Linked DNA regions of Homo sapiens: region 1 is linked to region 2. A link is a contact called in ENCODE Hi-C or POLR2A ChIA-PET data. All regions are on one chromosome and are shown on one strand. The core of a region is the stretch at or near the end of the contact, and the rest is flanking DNA. Distances in the headings are between cores, read along the strand shown. Region 1 overlaps FOXP1 (forkhead box P1). Region 2 overlaps FOXP1 (forkhead box P1).

The links. Hi-C counts contacts between places; a loop is a spot of excess contacts on that map. ChIA-PET counts read pairs that join two places held with the same protein, here RNA polymerase II (POLR2A). Pooled maps may share reads with other maps.
Region 1: a loop to region 2 is called in a map of naive thymus-derived CD4-positive, alpha-beta T cell, with 5 times the contacts of the local background. The contact joins two enhancer-like sites. A Hi-C loop is called at or near these places in 2 of 168 maps with a recorded cell type or tissue (CD4-positive, alpha-beta T cell and naive thymus-derived CD4-positive, alpha-beta T cell) and 6 of 50 pooled maps. POLR2A ChIA-PET finds 5 or more read pairs at or near these places in 6 of 52 experiments (AG04450, activated B cell, activated T-cell and 3 more).

What each region holds. Positions count from the first base shown.
Region 1 is chr3:71,508,397-71,515,249 of GRCh38, forward strand. The region is part of intron 2 of FOXP1 (forkhead box P1); the gene reads right to left. Among named protein-coding and RNA genes, the nearest start is that of MIR1284, 30 kb to the right of the region's middle. RefSeq lists a silencer at 2,162-2,456. Within about 2 kb of position 2,820, at least 4 of the 41 ENCODE cell types and tissues checked have a DNase peak (open chromatin) inside an H3K27ac peak, as active enhancers do.
Region 2 is chr3:71,368,078-71,375,552 of GRCh38, forward strand. The region is part of intron 3 of FOXP1 (forkhead box P1); the gene reads right to left. Among named protein-coding and RNA genes, the nearest start is that of FOXP1-AS1, 82 kb to the left of the region's middle. Within about 2 kb of position 4,519, at least 2 of the 41 ENCODE cell types and tissues checked have a DNase peak (open chromatin) inside an H3K27ac peak, as active enhancers do.

The sequences.
Region 1 (6,853 bases), core at 1,570-4,069, 140 kb after region 2:
GGCAGGCGCTGGGCTCGTGAGGGAAGGCAGTGCCTACCCAGTGGTTAGAGGTCCAGGTGCTGGAGTCAGACGGCCTGGGTGCAGAACTCCCAGAAGCTCTGGGGAAGCTGCTCAGGCCTCTGTGAGTTAGAAATAGGCAGGTATGTACAGGGCTTGGATCAGGGCTCACAGATCCTGAGGGCTCTGTAATATGAGTGATACTCATTGTTTTACGAGTGACATCTTCACTCTACTCAATACGTTTTATAGCCTCTTTCTGCAGATGGAACCAAAACATCGTTAAGGCAATGTGTCCCAATATCTTTTAACCAATTATCGTAATAGATCCTACAACCACCCCTCTCTGGCCCCCAACCTCCCAAGGGCTTAGGGCTGTCAAAGAAACAACTTAGGTCTGCAGAGTGATACCTGCCTTGGAATTCCAGCTCTGACCCTGGCTGGCTCTGAAATCTCGTGGATGTCACTTAACTTCCTTGCCTCAGTTTCCTTGCTTACAAGATGAAGAGGGCAACAGCTCATAGCTCACAGGATTGTGGTGAGGACAAAAGGGGAAAATGTATGTGAGACACTGAGCTCTGCATTCAGCCCACTGGGACTTCTCAATAAACCTGACCCATCATGACTACTTTGGCATTTTCTGATACAGCTCCACTCTCCGTATGGATTTCGCCAGTCATTATGGGTTTCTTCCTTGTAATGGTTTTCTTGCCATCATTTTTTCATATTTAAGCATTGTATTATAATAGAGAATAGAGATGAAGCATGCCCTTGTGCAGATTCTGATACTGTATGCTCCCTTATTAGTCAGCCAGGGCTGCTGTAACCCAGTACAAGAGACTGGGTGGCTTGAACCACAGGCATTCATTAATATTTGCTCATGACTCTAGAAGCTGAAAGTCGAAGATCAAGGTATCCACAGGGTGGGTTTCTCCTGAGGCCCCTCTTTTTGGCCATCTTCCCTCTGTGTCATCACACGGTCTTCCCGTGTGGGTTTTTGTTAGAATCTCCTCTTCCTATTAGGATACCAGTCACACTGGATTTGGGCCCATCCTAATGATCTCATTTTTAATTTAATTATCTCTTTAAAGTCCCTATCTCCAAATACAGTCACATTCCGAGTGAGGTACTGGGGGTGAGGGCTTCAGTGTATACATCATGGGGGGAGGACATAATTCAACCCACAACAGCTCCTCACCTCCTGAAAGGACAAGCTAGGCCCCAAATTAAGAATCAGTTATGCTCTAGGAGGCTCAGATGGGAGAATTGCTTGAGGCTAGGAGTTCAAGACCAGCCTGGGCAACATAAAGAAGCCTCTGTCTCTACAAAAAATTAAAAATTAGCCGGGCTCAGTGACATGCACCTGATTCTTAGCTACTCAGGAGGTTGAGGCAAGAAGATCACTTGAGCACAGGAGTTTCAGATTGCAATGAGCTATGATTAGGCCACTGCACTCCAGGATGGCCAAGAGAGCAAGACTCTGTCTCTAAAAAGAAGGAATCAGGCCAGGCACGGTGGCTCACGCCTGTAATCCCAGCACTTTGGGAGGCCAAGGCGAGCAGATCACCTGAGGTCAGGAGTTGGAGACCAGCCTGGCCAACATGGTGAAACCCCATCTCTACTAAAAATACAAAAATTAGCCAGGCGTGTGGTGGCAGGCACCTGTAATCCCAGCTACCAGGGAGGCTGAGGCAGGAGAATCGCTTGAACCCCGGAGGCGGAGGTTGTAGTGAGCCGAGATTGCGCCATTGCACTCCAGCCCGGACAACACAGCAAGACTCTGTCTCAAAAAATAAATAAATAAGAAGAGTCAGGCCATGTGCGGTAGCTCATTCCTGTAATCCCAGCACTTTGGGAGTCCAAGGCGGGTGTATCACTTGAGGACCAGCCTGGCCCACACAGTGAAACCCCGTCTCAACTAAAAATACAAAAAATTAGCCAGGTGTGGTGGTACTTGCCTGTAATCCCAGCTACTTGGGAGGCTGAGGCAGGAGAATCGCTTGAACCCAGGAGGCAGAGGATGTAGTGAGCTGAGATCCCACCACTGCACTCCAGCCTGGGCAACAGAGTGAGACTCTGTCTCTAAAAAAAAAAAATCAGTTGATCTTGGGCCTTGGGCTTTGGCAATCTGAGCCAGTCCAGGTACTTCAGAAAATGAAAGCACACAGGTGCAGCACAATGGAAAGGCTTCCCCCTAGACACTTATGTGTAGTGTCCTCCCAGTGCTGTAGTGAGCTCCTTGCTCTTCCCAGCCACCAGACCTGCAGAGGGGGCTGATGCCTACCAACTGCAATGTTCAACTAAGCTCTGTCCAATCGAGTCAGCAGACCCAGCCATTGCTCATATTTACATTTGTAAAAAGTCAGGACGGAAAGTGTTCATTCCTGGCATGAACTCCCCAATCTGGGCTCATAAACATAAATCAAAGCTGAAGGTCATTTTTAAAAAATCAGTACATGCCTCATTAAAACAATTTTTTTAAAACTGAGTTTCTTGAACCACGGCCTATAATTTACAAAGTGCAAATGTCTGAGATACGTGTGCTAAATTTAAAGAAACAACTATTATTAAACACCCCATTATGTAAGGCAGTGAAATATATTTGCACTCTGTATATCCGTTATAATATTTCAACTGAGCCTCACAATGTTTGGCAGTTCTTTCCTTCGGTGATAATAAAAGGCTTTTCTTTCCATTAAATATCTAAATTAAGTCAAATAGTGTATGTTAAATAAGCCCATAAGTCCTTTTGTATGATGCAATGAAGTCTTGAAATGCTTATCTACTGAGCACTCTGGCTTAAAGGCTGGTGGTTTATGTCCCCTGCAGAGCCCCGGGACCCTGCTGGCTTGGCCAGACTGTGAAAATAAGCTTCAAATGACCAAACGCAACTGCAACTTTAAAAGTAGGAACCAGACCAGACACAACAAACCACAGTGTAGTCAGCCTCACTTGTCATAATTCATATGTGTGGAATTCAACTGTAAAAGCATTCACAGAGTGCTAAATTTCCTCCATTGGGGCATTCCATGTGGAATGTCAGATTTTGAAAAGCTGCTGATAAGCCACTCCTGATTACAAGTCTACAAGTTGTAGAATTAATAAAAAAAAAAAAAAAATTACCCCAACCCCAAAACATCTCTGTCTGTGTCATCCAATCCTAAACAATGTAGGCAAGTGCCAATATTTTTAAATAACCAGGCCATAAAAATATGCACTCAATTGGTGGCCCTGTATGAACACTGACTTCCTTTTTTTTGGTTTTCTTTTAGCTCCATGTCTACATTATTCTCCATTTTGATGGCCTACATAATGATCACTTATAGCAATCCTTTTTTTGAAAAAGAATCTCATCATGGTTCAATGACTTAAAAATATAATCCTTACAGATTTTTAAAAGAGAAACTTGAATGGATAAATATATTCATGTGTAGATTTCAAAGCCATGCATGTATATATAGATGTAAACACATGAAAATGTAATAATCCAATTAGCACATCTTTTTTGGAAACTAAATTAATCTTAACAAAACTGGCCTAAGGCTCAGGTAGGAGTTGACGGAACTGCTGGTGATGACGACAACAATAATAGCTGCCATTTAGTCAACATTTACTTTGTGCCAAGTGCAGTGCTCAGCCCTTGACATAGATTTTCCCATTTGGTTCCTCACAACAAAGCTCTGATGTAGGAATGCATCTTTATACGTGAGAAAACCACGGCTCAGAGATGGGAAGTCACCTGCTCAAGGTCACATAGTAATTAAGTGGAGGGGAACCAGGGGTTGAACCTAGTTCACATTGTGCTATATTGCCTCCCAGTGGTGCCTTAGAGACAGGATATAGGGCCTGGCGAAGGGTAGGGTAATATACCTGGCCCCTAAATGACCTCTTATCTTGGCTAAGGACAGGCAGCATAGCCTAGGCCCCATCTCAGGAGAAGATTTAAGAGCAGACACACCCTGTAAGCAAGGTAAAAAGCCAGAGCCATATCCCACCTCTCTTGCAGACACAAAGGAAGAAATCCCCACCCAAAAATGAACTCCTAACCTTCCTCCACCTATTACCTTATTGCCTTGTTACCAAAAGCACCATATGCATGTTCCTGAAGAGTCTATTTTTCCCCCATCACAACACACTTAAGTAGTACATATTTAAGACAGAAAAGCAATAGTAGTCCTCTTCTTTCTACAATGCAATCCAACTTTTCCTGGGTGACAAAAGATGAATAAAGGGATGAGAGAAGCAAAGGTGTTGGATTATTCATTTGTGAATGCCACTTCATACAACAGCTGGTCACTACCCAGTAGAGTAGAAAGAGAACAGAAAGGGAGTCAACCAACTTGGATTCTCAGTTCCATTCTGTCCCACATCCTGGTGCCGTCATCTCTTCCCACACACAGTAATGAGGGAGGAAAGACCATCTCCACCCCTGTGTTTATTTCAGACTTTCTGTGACTCTGAGAGCTTCCTTTAGGTACACAGAACCAGCACGCCAGCCCTACGGCTCAAGCACCAATGCCTAACACCAAGGAAACGTCACCCTCAAGAGTTAAACTGAGCATCTCCTTACACGGCAAACACACAGAAGGATCCCTGAGATACTAGTAAGGTCAGTTTTAGGGGAACATGAAAACAGCCTGCTCCAGTAGCATTTACCAGGCATTCCTAACTCCCTGGGCTCCCAACCTGGCCCATACCTCTTTCCTTAACTCCAGATGTGTGTACCTATCTGCCTCTACAGCCTGTCCTCTGGAATGTCTAGACATCTCAGACTCAACACGTCCAGAACTTGATTTACCCTCTCAAGCAGGCTCTATCCACGTGATTTTCAATCTCAAGCAGGCTCTGACCACATCCTTCCCCAACACAACTTGTCCTTCCCAATCATAGTCCACGGCAACTATATCCTTCTCATCACACTCAGGCCAATCATCTTTGAGTCAATACTGACTCGTGTCTTTCTCTTAAATTCTACATCTATTCCATTAGGAAATCCCATAGAGTCTGCCTTCAAAACAGATATAAAAAGCCAGTACTCCCCTCCTTCGCTACCAACTTCCTGGTCACAGCCACCATCATCTCCCCGCCAAGCTTCCTAACAGGACTCCCTGCTCCTTCTCTTACCCCACCCGTGGTCTATTCTCAACACGGTAGCAAAAGAGAACTTCTTAAAACTTATAGCAGATCAACACCTCCACCTCTCGCACCAGAACTGTGTGAAAGTTGATTATACAAAATGGGTCAGGGTGTAGCGCAAGGTGTGAAAGTTCATGATGTGGAATGGGTCATTCTTTGTCATACCCCAAACTGAATCACTCTGAGGGCCTGGAGGATAAAGGCACTCAGGGCACATAGCATGGCTCCAAGAATGTAATTCTCTGCAAGCCCAGCTGCTGAAACTGCCTGCTGCAACCATAAGACCGGGTTTACCTAATAGCTGCTGAAATGACCTGCCACAACTCTTAAGGCTAGCTCTACCTATCACCGTCACTCGCTGTTCAGAGCTTGCCAGCTCCCCTAAGCTGCTTCTCTTGCCAGTGAGCTTTCTTTCCATTTCTAATAAAACTATGTCTAATAAAATCCTCAAACTTTGCTCCAATGAGTCTGTGCATATGCCTTGAACTGCAATTCTGTGATTCCCAAATAAAACACTGAATTTAGACACTTGTCTCTATATTTTGACTTTGACAAAGGCAAGTCCTTTAATGGTATGGCCCCAACTGGCTCTCAGGCCCCATCTCTCACCACACTCCCCCAGTCCACTCCTCTTGGCCACAGCAGCCTCCTGACTGCCCTTTGATTATGCATGACTTGCCCCCAACCATAGGGTCTTTGATTAACTGTTCCCTCTGCCTGGAATGTTCTACAAGTCTAACTCATTCACCTCCTTCAAGTCCTTACTCAAACAGCACCTTTAAAAAGAACTACTTGGCGTCACAATCAAAAGCACAGCCCACTCTCACTCCACAGAACTGCCAACCTCATTCCCTGGTTTTTCTTCTCCTGCACACCCCTTCTAACCTCCTAACTAATCTACTTATTATGTCTGTCTGTCTGCATCCTTTCTCTCCCCAGAATGAGTGCCCACAAGGCCAGGATCTTTGTCTGTTTTGTTCATTGATTTATCCCACATGCCTGGAACAGTGTCATGTACAAAACAGGCACTTGGTAAATATCTGTTGACTGAACAATTGAATAGATGAATGAATCCAGGAGTGGACATTCTGTGAAGGCTCTCCCCCCTGTTGGGAAGGGTATGTTCTCTTCACCTCCTTTTTTCTCCTTCATACAAGTTGAAAAAACAGACCTGTCTAAGCTCAGCAAATACCCAGCACGTACACCACAGTTCTGTGACCTGCATGTGGAGCCGACCCAGGTGAGCAGCTCAATGCTCTCGCCCACTGGGCCCAGTCACAACCTCAGAATTCATCTCACACCACGCCCAGTAAGGGACTGAAACATCCTTTATCGCTCCTCTTCCAACATTCCTTTCCACTCACTAACAAGATACCCAGCCCTAAGACAAGAAAAACAGTTCAAAGATGCAAACCTATTATTAAATAAAAATTAATTAGACTCACAGCAGGCAACTTCAAAAGAAAAATACTAAAACTACCATTTTTTATAGAAGTCAAAATTTTAATTAAACAGCATAAAGATAGCCAGGCTATCTGCTTTCAAGTTTAACTCAAAAAGTTTAGTTTGTGAATTTTACGACAGACCTCCATTCTCTTCGTTACAAACTGGCATTTCTAGACCCTCTCATAACCAAAACAGGCCTTTCTGTTGAATATATAACCATGGCTATAGTATTCATGCCATCTATCCCATACCCTCTGCATCGAACCAAAATGCT
Region 2 (7,475 bases), core at 3,269-5,768:
GGAAGACAGGCTCTTAGTTGGGATTTATTTATTTAATTTTTATTTTATTTATTTATTTATTTTTTTAGATGGAGTTTCACTCGGTTGCCCAGGCTGGAGTACAATGGTGTGATCTCGGCTCACTACAAACTCTGCCTCTCAGGTTCAAAGGATTCTCCTGCCTCAGCCTCCTGAGTAGCTGGGATAAACAGGCGTGTGCCACGACACCTGGCTAATTTTTGTATTTTTAGGAGAGATGGGGTTTCAGCATGTTGGCCAGGCTGGTCTCGAACTTCCTGACCTCAAGTGATCCGCCTGCTTTGGCCTCCCAAAGTGCTGGGATTACAGGCATGAGCCACCATGCCTGGCCTTAGTTGGGATTTAAATGAAAGACATCCTCTTCATGACATGCAAAAGTTAAGAACCACTGTGGGTCATCACTCTCATTAGTCTCTGAGAAAAAAAGGGTATTGATATATGCACAGGCTACAAAAATAGGAAGTATGCTTTATTTTGATCAAACCTCAGTAGCTAAAACCAAAGTAATCAATTGTTGGGACTGTCACATGATAACTAATTTCACTGCAATGTCTTCATCCTGGGTACACAGGGAAATGACATTTCCAATTCCAATCCCAATTTCACTGGCATTTATACAAGTCAGGCCCATGTGACTGATTTCTGCTCAATGGGATGTCAGCAGTAGCAAGGGGCAGCACTTCTAAGCCCATGATGGAAGGTCAACTGCACTCCCTGTTCCTCTTCCCCACCAACTGCTGAGACCCCATAACAAGAATAAGATGAGGAGGTTCAACAGACATGAAGGGAAGAAAACATATACCTTATTATGTAAAGCTACCAAAATCTCTGTGTTAGTCACAGCAGCTAACACATTGTGAGTGTATACCGCATTAGGATCTACCTCAAAGAAATACTTATTTCTGCCCTCATTAAGATCTACCTCAAATAAATACTTATTTCTGGCTTTGTCTATACTTCTCCCATCTTGACCCCATGGGACCATGTCTTTTTTTTTTTGAAATGGAGTCTCAGCTGGGCACGGTGGCTCACGCCTGTAATCCCAGCATTTTGGGAGGCTGAGGCAGGTGAATCAGAAGGTCAGGCGTTCGAGACCAGCCTAGCCAACATGGTGAAACCCCGTCTCTACTAAAAATAGAAACAAATTAGCTGGGCGTAGTGGCGGGTAAGGGGCATAGCCTTGCCTCTGCAGGCTGAGGCAAGAGAATAGCTTGAATCTGGGATGCGGAGGCTGCAGTGAGCCGAGATCACTCCACTGCACTCCAGCCTGGGCAACAGAACGAGACTCCGTCTCAAAAAAACAAAAAAACAAAAACAGAAACGGAGTCTCGCTCTGTCACCCAGGCTGGAGTACAATGGCGCAATCTCAGCTCACTGCAACCTCTGCCTCCTGGGTTCAAGCGATTCTCCTGCCTCAGCCTCCTAAGTAGCTGGGATTATAGGCATGCACCACCATGCCCAGCTAATTTTGGTATTTTTAGTAGAGACGGGGTTTCACCATGTTGGTCAGGCTGGTCTTGAACTCCTAACCTCGTGATCCGCCCGCCTCAGTCTCCCAAAGTGCTAGGATTACAAGCGTGAGCCACTGTGCACAGCAGGGACCATGTCTTAATATCCGGTGTAACCCCCTTTTAGGAAGAACCCGCCACTATGTCTTCCAAGATCGACCATAGAGTGTAGTTAATCAACTCAGAGGGAAAGCATCCAAGAAACAGCTACTTTCTCAGTACCACCACATGCCAGACACTATGTTTGAAGCACAATATAGCTTGAACTTGAGACAAATGAGGTTTAAGACCTCCTGGAGCCCACATACTACCAGGAAACACTAACAAAAGCACATGGGAATGATTAACACACAGATGTAACCTAAGCACAAGGGGTCAGAAAAGATTTCGTGGAAGAAATGACCTGCAAGCCATTAAATTAGAAGTCGGTGGGTGTTAGCCAGGTAGAGAGCACTGGGTGGAGGGTGAGGGAAATGATCCTAGGATTTTCTGACAGCGCTGTTGGACAAAGCAGATAGGAGCAAGCACAAATACCAGGCCTGAAAATAATCAATCTTCTGCCTTCTTCCATGACACTAAAAACATAACTTGGGAGTGCCAGGACTTCCAAAACCAAAACAGGGCCAAATAGATTGAGTAATACAGAAATAAAAGAATGCTATTACACTCTGCTAAGTGTCTCAATGGTGTAACTTAAGACAAAAACACTTGTTTTTCTATCAGTGACAGGGAGAAAGGAGTGAGTTATTCACACTGACACTGCTTTTCTAAATTATCTGAGAAAATAGTACCATGAGAAACGAGGTCACCTGAGTTCACACACCATAGCACTTGTCCTTAAACATCCACCCAACTCCTCCTTTAGAAATATAATTATCCTTAAAAATACAAGGTTAGTTTTGTTTATTCTTTCACTCCATAAACACTTGAGGAAAGGGCACTAGAACAGAGTCACAAGACGCAGGTTCCGATCGGCACCGGGGCACCACTTTGCTATAGCCCTTTATTGTGTCTGTCTTATCTTCCCATGAGACTAGTGCATTAGTGCATTTGTAGTAAGTCCCAAGTCTTTTCTGCCACTATCTGCCACAAACACCCTATAACGGGCTTCTCAAACTTGCATGCTCATCAAAATCACCTGGAGGTCTTGTTACAAGCACATTGCTAGGTCCCAACCCTAGAGTTTTTTTTGTTGTTTTTTTTTTTTTTTTTTACTGAGAAGGAGTCTTGCTCTGTGGCCCAGGATGGAATGCAGTGGCATGATCTCAGCTCACTGCAACCTCCACCTCCCGGGTTCAAGCAATTCTCCTGTCTCAGCCTCTCAAGTAACTGGGACTACAGGCACACGCCACGACGCCCAGCTAATTTTTTTAGTAGACGCTAGGCTGGTCTCGAACTCCTGACCTCAGGCAATCCACCCACTTCAGCCTCCCTGTAATCCCCTGCCAGGATTACAGGCGTGAACCACTGCGCCTGGCCCCCAACCCCAGAGTTTCTGATTCACTATGGCTACAGTGAGGCCAGAAAATTTCAATTTCTAACAAGTTCTCAGGTGCTGCTTCCGCCACTGCTGCTGGTTCAGGCGCCACACTTGGAGGACTGTGCTCTGAAGCACTGTGCTTCCACCCTTGTATTGGTGCGTAGCTGCATCTCACCGCCAGTTAGAAAAGGGTTTTCTCATTTCACCAGGGCCAGCTGAGTCTGTCTCAGGTGTGGCATCTTCCAGGATTCCATGCTCAACCTCAGGGAACCAGAATCTCAGCCTCTCCCCCAAAGAAGCCTACTCTCAAGAACACACCTGACACCGCAATCCATTCCCCAGTCCACGTGGTTTGTTCTCACACCTGAATCAGAAGTCACTGCCTCCAACTGCTTCGCATCCATTTCAGAATAAAATCCAGGCTGGGTGCAGTGACTCATGCCTGTGATGCCAATATTTTGTGAGCCTGAGGCAGGAAGATCGCTTGAAGCCAGGAGCTTGTGACCAGCCTGGGCAACACGGCAAGATTCCATTACAATAAAAAATTTAAAAAATTACGCAGGCATGGTGGCACACCCACCTGTGGTCCTAGCTGCTTGGGAGGCTGAGGTGGGAGGATCATCTGAGCCCAGGAATTTGAGGCTGCGGGGAGCTACAATTGCATCACTGCACTCCAGCCTAGATGGCAGAGAACAAAACCCAGTCCTTCGCCCCGGTATACAGGGTCCTGCTGACCCCCTAACCTCTCCCACACCATCCTCACTCCCTACCTCCTTCTCTAATAACCACATGGAGCCACACTGGTCTTTCTGACCCCACACCACACTCGGCTTATTCCTTACTCTGAGGCTTAGCCCTCTTCATTCTCTGCAGGAAAGGTTCTTCCCCTGGCTCTTTGTACATGAGGATCATTCTTTCGTCTTTTCTTTCTTTCTTTTTTTTTTTTTGAGATGGAGTCTTGCTCTGTCACCCAGGCTGGAGTGCAGTGGCACGATCTCAGCTCACTGCAACCTCGGCCTCCAGGGTTCAAGCGATTCTTCTGCCTCAGCCTCCCAATTAGCTGGGATTACAAGCATGCACCACCATTCCTGGCTAATTTTTTTTTTTTTTGTACTTTTAGTAGAGACAGGGTTTTGCCTTGTTAGTCAAGGTGGTCTCGAACTCCTGACTTGAGGTGATCCGCCCGTCTCAGCCTGCCAACGTGCTGAGATTACAGGCGTGAGCCACTGTGCCTGGCCGAGGATCATTCTTTAAGTCTTAAATAGAAAGTCACCTTTTCCAAGAGGCCTTCCCTGGCTAGACAGGCTTTCCCAAGGTCTGTGCTTTCCACTGTATCCTGTGTGAACTCCCATTCCACGCAGATATCTTGTTCCTTCGTTTCACTTGCACTCTCTGCTTCTTTATACTAGAGGACAAACTCCAGGAGAACAGAGTTCTCCTGGTGGAGCTGTCATAGAGTTTGCCCTCTAGTAGAAAGAAGCCGAGAGGGCAAAGGTCTGTTTCCTGCCTTGCTATGCACTCCTCCTCCTGCCATCTACAGCACAATGACTGTCACACAGCAGGCACTCAGCAGATATGCGTTGAATGGATGAATTACTAAATCTAAATATACCATGCTATCCTTCCATTGAATAAAAAGCTAAGAAAAAAGAAAACCTCACTCGAAGCTATAATGTAACAAGTTATAAATGCCAGAGTGATTTGCAAATGCACACGACAAGATCAGTTACAGAAATGATGAATCTAGGCTTGGAATTCAGGCATCAGAAATTGACTTGGGTTGAGGACTGGAAGAGATTCTCCCTTCTATGTCGTAAATGACCCTTGAGAGGCCCACCTTGCCCCCTACAAAATATCTCAAACAATGTCTGAAAGGTAGGATCCTTAACTCTTGACTTCTTGAACTTCTTTTTAATGTCACTCACTCCCAGTGCCAGGTGCAAGAAGAAAAGTAGGTACTAAAATTGTCTGCACGCTGAGCTCCTCTACCCTGGACGACTCCGAAAAACCACTTGTAAGTATTCTATGTTAACCACAGTTCGTAATTTTGTCACAGGTGTTTGACTAAAAAGGGGACAAAGCCTTTTAAGATAGTACACCCATATTATGTCATTGTGTATATTCCGGACCACACCTAAAAGCTGACAAAATCTTTTCTTTCTATGCCATGGCAACCAGGAGAGTTAATGCTGCATGATTTTGCTAAGAGCATCCTATATGCTCCAAAATGTTCGCCTTTACAAAAAAAAAACATGTTAAAGTAGAATTTTAACACAACTTGTCATAAAAGCTGACACTAGTACACTGGAGAGGAAACCAAATGACATGAGTTGTACCTGGCAGTTCAACAGAATATAGGATCAATACTCTTTGTAAGGCAGCCAAAGCATTGGTTAGAAGTTCAAGTGAGGAGGATGAAGTGAATGAATATTCAAAGTATACTATACCAAATGATTTTTCTATAGTTATAAAAAAATCATTAAAATGCACTAAGCTTCACAAAAAGCAGCATAGTGAGGTGACACTGGTGCCAGTCCTGGTTTGGACATTAATTTACTTCTTGTGTGGCTTTGGAAAAGTCATGCACCCTCTCTGAAACACATTATCAGGAGAAGGTTTAATGAACTCGATCATCTCAAAGTTTCTTGCTAGTCCACATGCTTGTTGAGCCTATGAATGTTTCTGGACACGCATCTTAGGTGGAAAGACACAAAGAAAAGGGTGAACTCACCTCTACCCTGCTAATGATAAAACAAATGCTCTGACAGCTGTCTTCTTGTAGCAAAGACAAAGGTGTGGAGTGGCTATACACTGGGGTTTGCTGAATCTTTTCAAATAAAGTTCTGTTTCTATATACTGCAGGAGGGTGAGTTGATGTAGTAATTACCTGTTACTCTTGACAAGTAAGGTAATTAATGTAGCAAAATACCACTGCAATGTGTGTAAATTTAGACCACCATAATTAAAGCACCCGTCTGTTCCACAAACTGTTCAATTAAGAAAAAATATTGACGGTGTACGTTTTTTGAAATTAAAAAACGTATGGAATGAATGAATCTCCCTTGGTTGACATCCGTTTCTAGAACGTGTTCTCAGCATCCATAAAGGCTATATAATGGAGTAACTTCCACTGAAACACAGAAGTATTTCTGTACATCTACTATTAAGATAAGAGTCTCTTGTGGAAGTATTTTATTCAGAATTTGCATTCTATAAAACCTACATCTGGGCCATGCGTGGTGGCTCATGCCTGTAATCCCAGCACTTTAGGAGGCCGAGGCAGGCAGATCACTTGAGGTCAGGAGTTTGAGGCCAGCCTGGCCAACAAGGTGAAACCAGTTTGTACTAAAAATACAAAAATTAGCTGGGTATGGTGGCACACACCTGTAATCCCAGCTACTTGGGAGGCTGAGGCAGAAGAATTGCTTGAACCTGGGAGAAAGAGGTTGTAGTGAGCCAAGAGTGCGCCACTAAACTCCAGTCTAGGTAACACAGCAAGAGACTCTGTCTCAAAAAAAAAAATAAAAATAAAAATATCTGTCAGAAAATGAATTCTAGGAGTATATGAACCCCAAAGCTATTGGAGGTAGCAAAAAGGTGAGAAATAATTATTGTGCAAGTATCCAAGTAACTATGCCTGTCCCAGTGTATCATAACCTGAAAGTAGCATTGTCTACTTGCCAATTTTAAAGAGCTGGAGACACTGAACACATGATGTGCTAGTAAAATAGCTGCAAAGCACCTGGTACTCTCTGAACAGATAGGCAATGGTGTGAAAGTTGGCTTCACTACTCTTTTATTCTCATTCCTTCCTCTATCTACTAGCCATTTCCAGACCCAAATGTTAACATCTTGAACAAGAAGACTACCTGGCCTTTCACTCTATAGCAAAGTGTATCTCCCTGCTACTCTAGATGTTTAGATTTTCTAGGTTTATTCTAGATTTTCTACTCTAGGAAATCTAGACAATCTCTAGCCACGTCAAGAGTTAAATGCCCAAATAAATTAAACCAGAACTGCTGTAAGACTAAGGAGAGAAAAAAATCTGTTACCAGTTCAGTAGAAAAGTGGTTACCTCTAAATGCATTCATAGTGGGTAGGGGGTTGGGAGGAAAAAACAGAAAAGAGCTTCTGATATCTATATGGTAAAGTAGAGAACTGGACAAGGGTTCTCACAGCTCATGCTGAGAAGAAAACCCAAGGGATTCCTCTCTTAATTCTTCCACTCAGATAAACTCAGAGAAGACACAACAAATTGGCCTGAATAAAGAAACAGCTGGAATTCTGACAGACTAAACAGTGTGATATGAGCAAGAAATGGTATATGATTTTGGTGTTATTTAATGATGTATATACACGTTTTGTTTCTTTTTCATTTTTCATATTTTTGTATAGCATACCTTACCTTAGGAAACGTAAACTCTAGAGGGGTAACTAAAAGGTAACTTCAAGTGAATTCTCAGCTTAAC